Regions from separate parts of the Homo sapiens genome. Here regions 1 and 2 are each linked to region 3. A link is a contact called in ENCODE Hi-C or POLR2A ChIA-PET data. All regions are on one chromosome and are shown on one strand. Each heading gives the region's core, a stretch centred on a gene start or an enhancer-like site at or near the end of the contact. The rest is flanking DNA. Distances are from core to core; before and after follow the strand shown.

Region 1 (2,953 bases), core at 124-2,623, 3.1 Mb after region 3:
CACAGGGAGACTCTGTCTCATAAAAAAAAAAAAAGAAAGAAAGTGGCCAGGTGTGGTGGCTCACACCTGTAACCCCAGCACTTTGGGAGGCCAAGGTGGACGGATCACCTGATGTAAGGAGTTTACGACCAGCCTAGCCAGCATTGTGAAACCCCCTCTCTACTAAAAACACAAAAATTAGCCAGGCGTGGCAGCAGGGGTCTATAATCCCAGCAACTGACTAGGGAGGCTGAGGCACCAAGAATAACTGGAACCTGGGATGCAGTGGTTGCAGTGAGTGGAGAGTGCGTCATTGCACTCCAGCCTGGGTGACAGAGGGACTCTGTCTCAAAAAAAGTGGGGGGTGCACGGGACTTGGTTGACCTGGATGGCATGCAAGGGGTGGGGAGGGACCAAGGAGGTGCTGGGTCTATGGGACTTGCTCCTATGTATCCATCAGTGATCTGGTTGGCGCCATGGAGGCTGGGGCGAAGGCGGAGGGGGGGTGGGGGGTAGCGGGGAGCTAGGTTGTAAATTGACAGTTGTCCCCAGGCAATCCCCTGGTATGGGAAAGTTCCAGAGGTCCCTGGTTTAAGCTTCGGTCCTTGGAACTAATAAGCGAACACATAATTAGATAAGCTTACAGTGTAGAGAGTGTCTGGTGGAGAGAAGGTAAAGGTTAATTGGATTTTTTTTTTTGACAGGTGTCATTCTGTCGCCCAGGGTGGAGTGCAGTGGCGTTATCGTGGCTCATTGCAGTCTTTACCTCCCAGGGCTCAGGTGATCCTCCCACCTCAGCCTCCCCAATGGCTGGGACTACAGGCCGATCTCGCCTGCCTCGGCCTCCCAAAGTGCTGGGATTACAGACGTGAGCCACAGCACCCACCCTATAATTGCATTCCTAAAGAGCTAAATAGGAGGTGGGGTGAAAGGAGAAAAGTAAAAATAATTCATTTTTCTAAGAAAATGGGTAGTTGGTCACACTCCTATTTACTAGGGCCTTTGCACATGTTCTCATCTGCACTGTGCTTCCCTCTCTTTTTCTATTTAACTATTTATCTTCCAGATCTCAGCTGCAGCCGCAGTTTCTTAGGATAACCTTCTCCAACTTCTCGAAGATACTCACCATGATTAATTGATTAGTGTGTTATACTAGGCAGATAGTTCCACGAAGAGAAGCTCTGTATCTCTCAGTCTCACTGTATGCGGAGTGGGTAGCTCTGCACCTAGGATGCTCAATAAGAACGGTATTTATGAACTGAACGACAGAAGGTTGAACGACTGCCCACTTATGCACTGAGCCTTCCGGAGGGACGAGTCTACAGGGGTCGCGCGTCGTAACGACGTCACTTCCGTCGGAAGGTTCTCATGAGGAGCCACTCAGATTCCTGTCACTTCTCAAAGCATCTCCGTCGTGAACATGGCCCTGCCACCATTCTTCGGCCAGGGTCGCCCAGGCCCACCGCCCCCGCAGCCGCCGCCTCCTGCTCCTTTCGGCTGTCCGCCACCGCCGCTGCCCTCCCCGGCTTTCCCGCCGCCTCTCCCCCAGCGGCCCGGCCCTTTTCCGGGGGCCTCCGCCCCCTTCCTTCAGCCTCCGCTGGCTCTGCAGCCCCGAGCCTCCGCGGAGGCCTCCCGCGGCGGAGGCGGCGCTGGCGCCTTCTACCCGGTGCCACCACCGCCGCTGCCTCCTCCGCCGCCCCAGTGTCGGCCCTTCCCGGGGACCGACGCCGGCGAGCGGCCGCGGCCACCGCCTCCCGGCCCGGGGCCGCCCTGGAGCCCGCGGTGGCCTGAGGCGCCGCCGCCGCCGGCCGACGTGCTCGGGGATGCGGCCCTCCAACGCCTGCGCGACCGGCAGTGGCTGGAGGCGGTGTTCGGGACCCCGCGGCGGGCAGGCTGTCCGGTGCCCCAGCGCACGCATGCCGGGCCCAGCCTTGGCGAAGTGCGCGCGCGATTGCTCCGGGCTCTGCGCCTGGTGCGGCGGCTGCGCGGCCTGAGCCAGGCCCTGCGCGAGGCCGAAGCCGACGGCGCGGCCTGGGTCCTGCTGTACTCCCAGACCGCGCCGCTGCGCGCGGAACTGGCCGAGCGGCTACAGCCGTTGACCCAGGCTGCCTATGTGGGCGAGGCGCGGAGGAGGCTGGAGAGGGTCCGGCGCCGCCGGCTGCGGCTTCGCGAGAGGGCCCGGGAACGCGAGGCCGAGCGGGAGGCAGAGGCCGCGCGGGCAGTGGAACGCGAGCAGGAGATTGACCGCTGGAGGGTGAAGTGTGTGCAGGAGGTGGAGGAGAAGAAGCGGGTGAGAGCAGCGGCCGCTCATGGGGGTAGGAGTGGTGGTGGTTGGAACCTGGAGCAGCAGGAGGCTTTAAACTTCCATTTCCCAGGGCTAAGCCTCTGTTTTACGCGCAAAATGAAGCGATAGCTAACCTTCCCAGCTCATACCACCATGTTAATTTTGTGTTAATGATGTGTGGTACACAAAAGTTCCAGGTGCACTGTAAAATCCTGTAAACACAAAGTATAGGATTACACGGTGGCACTGCACGAATGACAGGTCTCCCCTATCCTGCTCCAACATTGTCCACTTACTCTCAAAACCAGTAAGTGTCTAGTTCCTTGTGTCTTGTACTGCCCTAGGTGGTTTTAAGAATACAAAATACAGGCCGGGCGCGGTGGCCCACGCCTGTAATCCCAGCACTTTGGGAGGCGGAGGCGGGTGGATCACGAGGTCAGGAGTTCAAGACCAGCCTGGCCAAGATGGTGAAACCCCGTCTCTACTAAAAATACAAAAATTAGCCATGCGTGGTGGCGGGCGCCTGTAATCCCAGCTACTCTGGAGGCGGAGGTTGCAGTGAGCCGAGATCGCACCACTGCATTCCAGCCTGGGCGACAGAGCAAGACTCCGTCTCAAAAAAAAAAAAAATAGAGAACTTGGGGACCCTACCTCAAGGAATATATATACTCTAATTAGCTGATGGGGCAA
Region 2 (2,842 bases), core at 210-2,709, 3.9 Mb after region 3:
TTTCTCCGAAACTCAGAAACTCATCTTACTTCCTACAAAAGCCCTAGAACAGCAATTTAGGTTTCAACATCAGTGACCAAGGAATCAAATGAAGGAACACTTTCAGTTCTTCGATCAAGTCCCATTTTTGTAGTTTTCTCCCCTGCCTGAACACTTTGGACCGCCACCTCTGTCTATTCCTTAGTTCTCGGGTGAAAGTTATCCTTTCCAATAAACCTTCCGAGTTTTTCAAATCTTAATGAGAATCCTTTATTTTGTGCTCCAACAAGCCCCTTCATTTCCCCAACCTCAGCACTCATCAACGAAGGGGAACCCAACTGTCTTGTCTTTGTTACCCCAGCACCTGGCGTGTAACAGCAGCGCAACAAATGTTCTTCAATCAGTTGAAAGTAGATATTAAGTCATGTACACCATCTCCATTTCATAGGAGTCATAAAGCATGATAAGCTCTACTAATGATTAATCTTATAAATGAAGAAACCAGGGTACAGAGAGAAAAATTAAGTTGTCCTGGGTTCTAAAACAGGTAAACGACAACAGAATATAGAACCTGAGACTCCAGAGTCAGAAGCTATTTGTACTCTACCACGCTGCTTCCACTTAAATTCTAGGTCCTATTGACACAGCTGACCCTGTTGGCTCTACTGACACAACTCAGATTGGGCCGACTAAAATGTTCAGAGTATATCTGGGTGCGGTGGCTCATGCCTGTAATCCCAGCACTTTGGGAGGTCGAGGCGGGCGGATCACTTGAGATCAGGAGCTGGAGACTAGCCTGGCCAACATGGTGAAACACTGACTCTACTAAAAATTTTTAAAAATTAGCCGGGTGTGGTGGTGCGTGCCTGTAATCCCAGCTACTTGGGAGGCTCAGGCAGGTGAATCACCTGAACCCGGAAGGCGGAGGTTGCAGTGAGCCAAGATCGCGCCACCGCACGCCAGCCTGGGCGACAGAGACTCCGTCTCAATAATAACAACAATAATAATAAATAAATAAAAGAGTAAGGGGTTCAAAGTTAGGAAATACAGTTTGACCTGCCCCTTCTCTCTAGAAAGGAAACTGGCTCCTGGGACAGCCTTGCATTTCTAATTATTACAGATTGGGCGTCTTCCCAGGAAAAAAGCCCGACCGGCAGACTGTGGAGCCGGACACCCTATTCCAGAAACTAAACTACAAAGGTGGAGGCCAAAATTCGACGCCTACAGACTACAGACTGCAGCCCCTTTATCACATTTCTCTCTTAACTTTTCAGTCCTCCCCGCTTCCCGGTTCGCTCAGGCAGTGCACATCCCAGAGCTCCTTCCCCGCTTGGACCCGAACTGTTCTCACTGAATGATCTCCTCGCTGACATCCAGGCCGAAAGTCTTCCGCAACTGCTGGGTGCACCAGTGCACCAGCGGCTCCCCGGACACCGCCCCAGCCACCGCCATCTTCCCCAGCCGGAACCAGCTGAGCTGCAAAAGCCCCACGTCCTGCACCGGACTAGTTCCCTTCGCAACACCAACCTCTCTCACGCGGGTTCCGCCAGCTTGCACCGCCCCGCAAGGTCGCACCGCCTCCAGTGCAGATCCCGCCCATCTGTGCGCCTCCTGCTTCTTCCTGCTTTGTTGTCTACTTCCTTGTGCCCTCCGGAGTCGAGCTCTGTCAGTGCATGATTCTTGCCAATCGCTAAACGTAGGACTCGAGGAAGGCCATTGGCAATTCTGCTAAGAAGACAGTGCAAGTGCCTATAAAAACGACAGTTTAGGGGGAAAACAAACCAATACCCGGAAAGCTGAGAGGCCAGCTTTTTAATCGTCATGGTTTTATGTAAAATAAAACAGCACGTGGAAGGTATTGTAAGCGCTGTAAGTTTTTGCTCTGGTGGTGGTTTTAATTTTTTAATTAATTAATTAATTTATTTATTTATTTTGAGACGGAGTCTCGCACTGTCGCCCAGGCTTGAGTGCAGTGGCATGATCTCGGCTCACTGCAAGCTCCGCCTCCCGGGTTCATGCCATTCTCCTGCCTCAGCCTCCCAAGTAGCTGGGACTACAGGCACCCGCCACCACGCCCGGCTAATTTTTTTTGTATTTTTAGTAGCGACGCGGTTTCACGTGTTAACCGGGATGGAGTGTTTATTTTTAATACCCCCTGTAGTCGACTACTAGATTCACACCGCTAAAACTTCTATTTTATTTTTTGAGCCATGTATTTTCCAGGAGAGCCAAGACAACTCAGCAAGCTCGAGGGTAAAAAACAGTAAAACAGGAGTTGGAATTTGGCTTTGAGGACTTTCCACATGAGTTCTCAACCAAAAATGACAGTATTTAAGGGCTGTCTGCAATTCCCTACCCCGCTAAGACAATGGGCTGGGGAAAATTTAGCCAAACTTTTCTGGAGATCATAATGTCTTCCCATTCATTTCTGGCTTTTTGTTGCATTTGCAGGTTAAAAGTTCTTCATTTCTACTAGCCTGTTTAGACTAAGTGGTCACATTAAATTGGCAGCTGTTTTACCTTTTTGCTAGTGTTTTCATTGGCATAAATATTATAATTAAAATCATGAGTGTATTGGCCGGGCGCAGTGTCTCATGCCTGTAATCCCAGCGCTTTGGGAGGCCGAGGCGGGAGGATCACCCGAGCGCACACGGAGACACACACACAAACACACACACACACACACACACACACACTGGGCGTGGTGGCTCATGCCTGTAATGCCAGCACTTTGGGAATCAGAGGCAAGAGGATCACTTGAGCCCAGGAGTTCCGGACCAGTCTGGGCAGCATAAGGAGAATCCTCATCTCTACAAAAATGAAAAAAATTAGCCTGGCATGGTGGCACATGCCTGTAGTCTCA
Region 3 (2,700 bases), core at 99-2,598:
TAAAAATGGATGCCCAAATAACTCTTTCGGAGTTCTTCAATGTTAACCGCTGACCTCCTTAATTTCTGATCAGTTACATCACCAGTTCCACTAAAAGTAAAACCTGGAAAGGCAGCCACCTCCTCCAAATGGCTTGTTCACAGACTATCTAGTAGAGAAGACGACTATTAGATTTCAAGGCCGAGGGTGTGGTTATCTTCCCACAGAGGGAATGAGGGGTAGGGGCTGATGAGGACGGGCAGCAAAACATGGGATGGATTATTAGCCCTGGAAGATGAAGTGGGCATTAGTGGGGCAGGAGGTGGTACAAAAAGGGGAGAAGTGAGTACCTACATGAAGAGAGGGTAAGAGAGGGTGAGGGAGGGGAGGGCCCGTGAATTAACGAGTCCGCGCGCGTCGGAGAGAGGCTGGCTTGGGATGTACCTACCCGTCGAAGCGGACGGTGCCAGTCTGCTGAGTCTGCACCCGGTAATGTTCTAAGAGCAAGCGTACCACCTTTGCGTGTCCATTGCGGGCTGCGATGATGAGGGGCGTGGAGCGCTGCCCTCCCTGCTGGCTGACATAGCCAAGCAGATAGCGGATGTCGCTTTCAGACCGGTTGAGAAGCAAGGCGGCCAGAGTCAGCACCTTGCCCTCGCTGGCCGCCTTGTATACATAGCCAGCCAGGCCCTCCATGGCCGCCGCCAACTCCAACACCCGTTTGGTCGCCACCGCTGCAGCTGCCGTGCGCCCCCGGAGGCCGCGTTCGCCAGCGCTTTAAACCTGGGCCCTCACAGCCCATTCAACAGGGCGCCGTCGCCGCCGCCGCGCCCAGGCAGCAGTGCGGCCCAGGGAAGGCGGAGACGCAGAGGAGGCCGAGTGCCGCGAAGGGCACGTCCGCGACCCAGCCCGCGCAGGGAGGAAGGCGGTCAGGGCCGCCCGCCAGGTCCCAGGCGCCGGCCCTGGACCGAGGGGATCTCCATGGCGGACGCCGCCCCGGGCCTCAGGCCGGACCCCTCCTTCCTGCGGGATGCGACAGGCGCGTGCCCGAGCTACGGGTCGCCGGCCGGGTCCCGAGAGGACCTCGCGCACCCCGGATGGCGAAAGATGGGCGCGTCTCTCCTGACCCGGCCCACCCGGCCTAAGGCCTAACACTGCCTCCTCCTGCGCTTTCCGCCCTTCGCCGTCCCTGACTGGAGGAAACCTGCAGGCTCTCGTCCGCCGAGCTCAGAAGTGCCAGGCGCTGCCAACGGCCCCGGAGATCCTCGCGTAGGGGCCCCCGGGGCGATGCGGAACGCTCCCGCAAGAGCGGCGCCGGAACTTGGGCGGGGAGGAAGACGAGCTTTCGCAGACAGGGCCGGGAGGAGAGGGCGGGAGCGGGAGGGACGCTAAGTGGGGTGTCTCCGCCTAAGCCGACCGGCGGGCACACGCGGGCCCGGTAGAGAAAGGTTCTGCTGCGCGTAGTTGGCCCATCCCGTTTGGGCCTGGATGTCCTCAATGTCCTTGACTCCTGGAACCTCCTCCTGGCCCCTAAACGGCCCTGAGGGTCTCCAGCCAGGGAGTGGGGGCGGAGTGAGGGCGCTAAGCTGATGGGCTAAGGAGACCACCCTATTTTACTATAGACGGTGCGGGTCCTGCTTCTGCCCCTGAGCCGGGGTTAGGGAAGGGGTTGCGCGTACTCGGAGGGTCCATTTCAGGAAAAGGGCGGCGTTTCTGAGTTCCCGAAATGTGGGAGGGCTTGAGAGCCACAACACCAGGCTCTGAGAAGGGACTGGAAGTACGGCCTGACTTTCCCGGAGAAAGGGGTTAAGTGTGAGAGAAAGATGGGAGCGAAGGGGAGCTGCGCTCGCGGTGGAAGGAGCGAGGTATCCTGGGAAGGAAAGCGAGTCCCGCGTTCAGACAGAGCAGGAATCTCATCCTGAGCCGGCAGAACCTCCGTTTTCTCACAGACATCACAAGATTGTTGTTAGGATTTGAAACGATCGTTTATCCAATGAATATTAGAGGTCGACTACGTGCCAGGCTCTGCTTAGCACTAGGGATTCAGTAATGGAACAAATAAGTCAACAAATGATAGACAAGATCAGTTGAACTGGTATCATTACCATTTGCTCTGAAGCAAATGAAATAGAATGATGGGGGCACTCATTTAGTTTGGGTGATCAGACAAGACCTCTATGACAAGTGACAAGAACAGACGGTATTCTAGGCAAAGGGGACAGCTAATATAAAAGTCCTGAGGAGGGAACAGTCTGGTGAGCTCGGAAACAGAAAGGTCAGTGTGGCTGCAGCAGAGTGGGCCACAGTAAGAATGATAGATGAAGTCAGAGGATGCAACACACGTTAGGGCCTAATAACCCATAGCAAAGGGTTTAAGTCTACTCTGTGATGGGGGCATTTGAAGGGTTTTAAAGAGGGAAGTGACAAGATGCTATTTGTGTTTTTTAAAAAGATCACTCTGGCTGCTGTATGGAGAATAAACTCTGGAAGGCAAGAGTAGATAGGGGGACAGGCCTTGGATTAGGATGGTAGGAGTGAATGGTAGGTGATGAAGCTTCTGGGACAGTCTCAAAAAACTCAATATGAAAGTGACTTCCTCCCTCTTCCTCCCTTCCCCAAAGGACAAAATTTACCATAGAGAAAGAACAAATGCATTTATGTGGCTCCAAGGGACTGGGCTCGGCTCAACAAGTTCACATACATTATTTTATTTGAACCCCA

What was found. Hi-C counts contacts between places; a loop is a spot of excess contacts on that map. ChIA-PET counts read pairs that join two places held with the same protein, here RNA polymerase II (POLR2A). Pooled maps may share reads with other maps.
Region 1: a loop to region 3 is called in a map of CD8-positive, alpha-beta T cell, with 13 times the contacts of the local background. The contact joins the promoter of PDCD7 here to the promoter of FEM1B in region 3. A Hi-C loop is called at or near these places in 1 of 168 maps with a recorded cell type or tissue (CD8-positive, alpha-beta T cell) and 5 of 50 pooled maps. POLR2A ChIA-PET finds 5 or more read pairs at or near these places in 1 of 52 experiments (HEK293).
Region 2: a loop to region 3 is called in a map of CD8-positive, alpha-beta T cell, with 14 times the contacts of the local background. The contact joins the promoter of TRIP4 here to the promoter of FEM1B in region 3. A Hi-C loop is called at or near these places in 2 of 168 maps with a recorded cell type or tissue (CD8-positive, alpha-beta T cell and naive thymus-derived CD4-positive, alpha-beta T cell) and 5 of 50 pooled maps.

What each region holds. Positions count from the first base shown.
Region 1 is chr15:65,132,228-65,135,180 of GRCh38, reverse strand. It overlaps PDCD7 (programmed cell death 7), which reads left to right and starts at 1,373. Exons shown (of 5, transcript NM_005707.2): 1 at 1,373-2,269. The coding sequence starts at 1,400. RefSeq lists an enhancer at 1,088-1,187 and silencers at 1,478-1,687, 1,748-2,147.
Region 2 is chr15:64,386,453-64,389,294 of GRCh38, reverse strand. TRIP4 (thyroid hormone receptor interactor 4) reads right to left here and starts at 1,459. Exons shown (of 13, transcript NM_016213.5): 1 at 1,331-1,459. The coding sequence starts at 1,431. It also overlaps a transcript of PCLAF not described here. RefSeq lists enhancers at 743-1,243, 1,173-1,662, 1,244-1,744.
Region 3 is chr15:68,276,393-68,279,092 of GRCh38, reverse strand. FEM1B (fem-1 homolog B) reads right to left here and starts at 1,348. Exons shown (of 2, transcript NM_015322.5): 1 at 428-1,348. The coding sequence starts at 675. RefSeq lists enhancers at 509-708, 451-1,352 and a silencer at 739-1,068.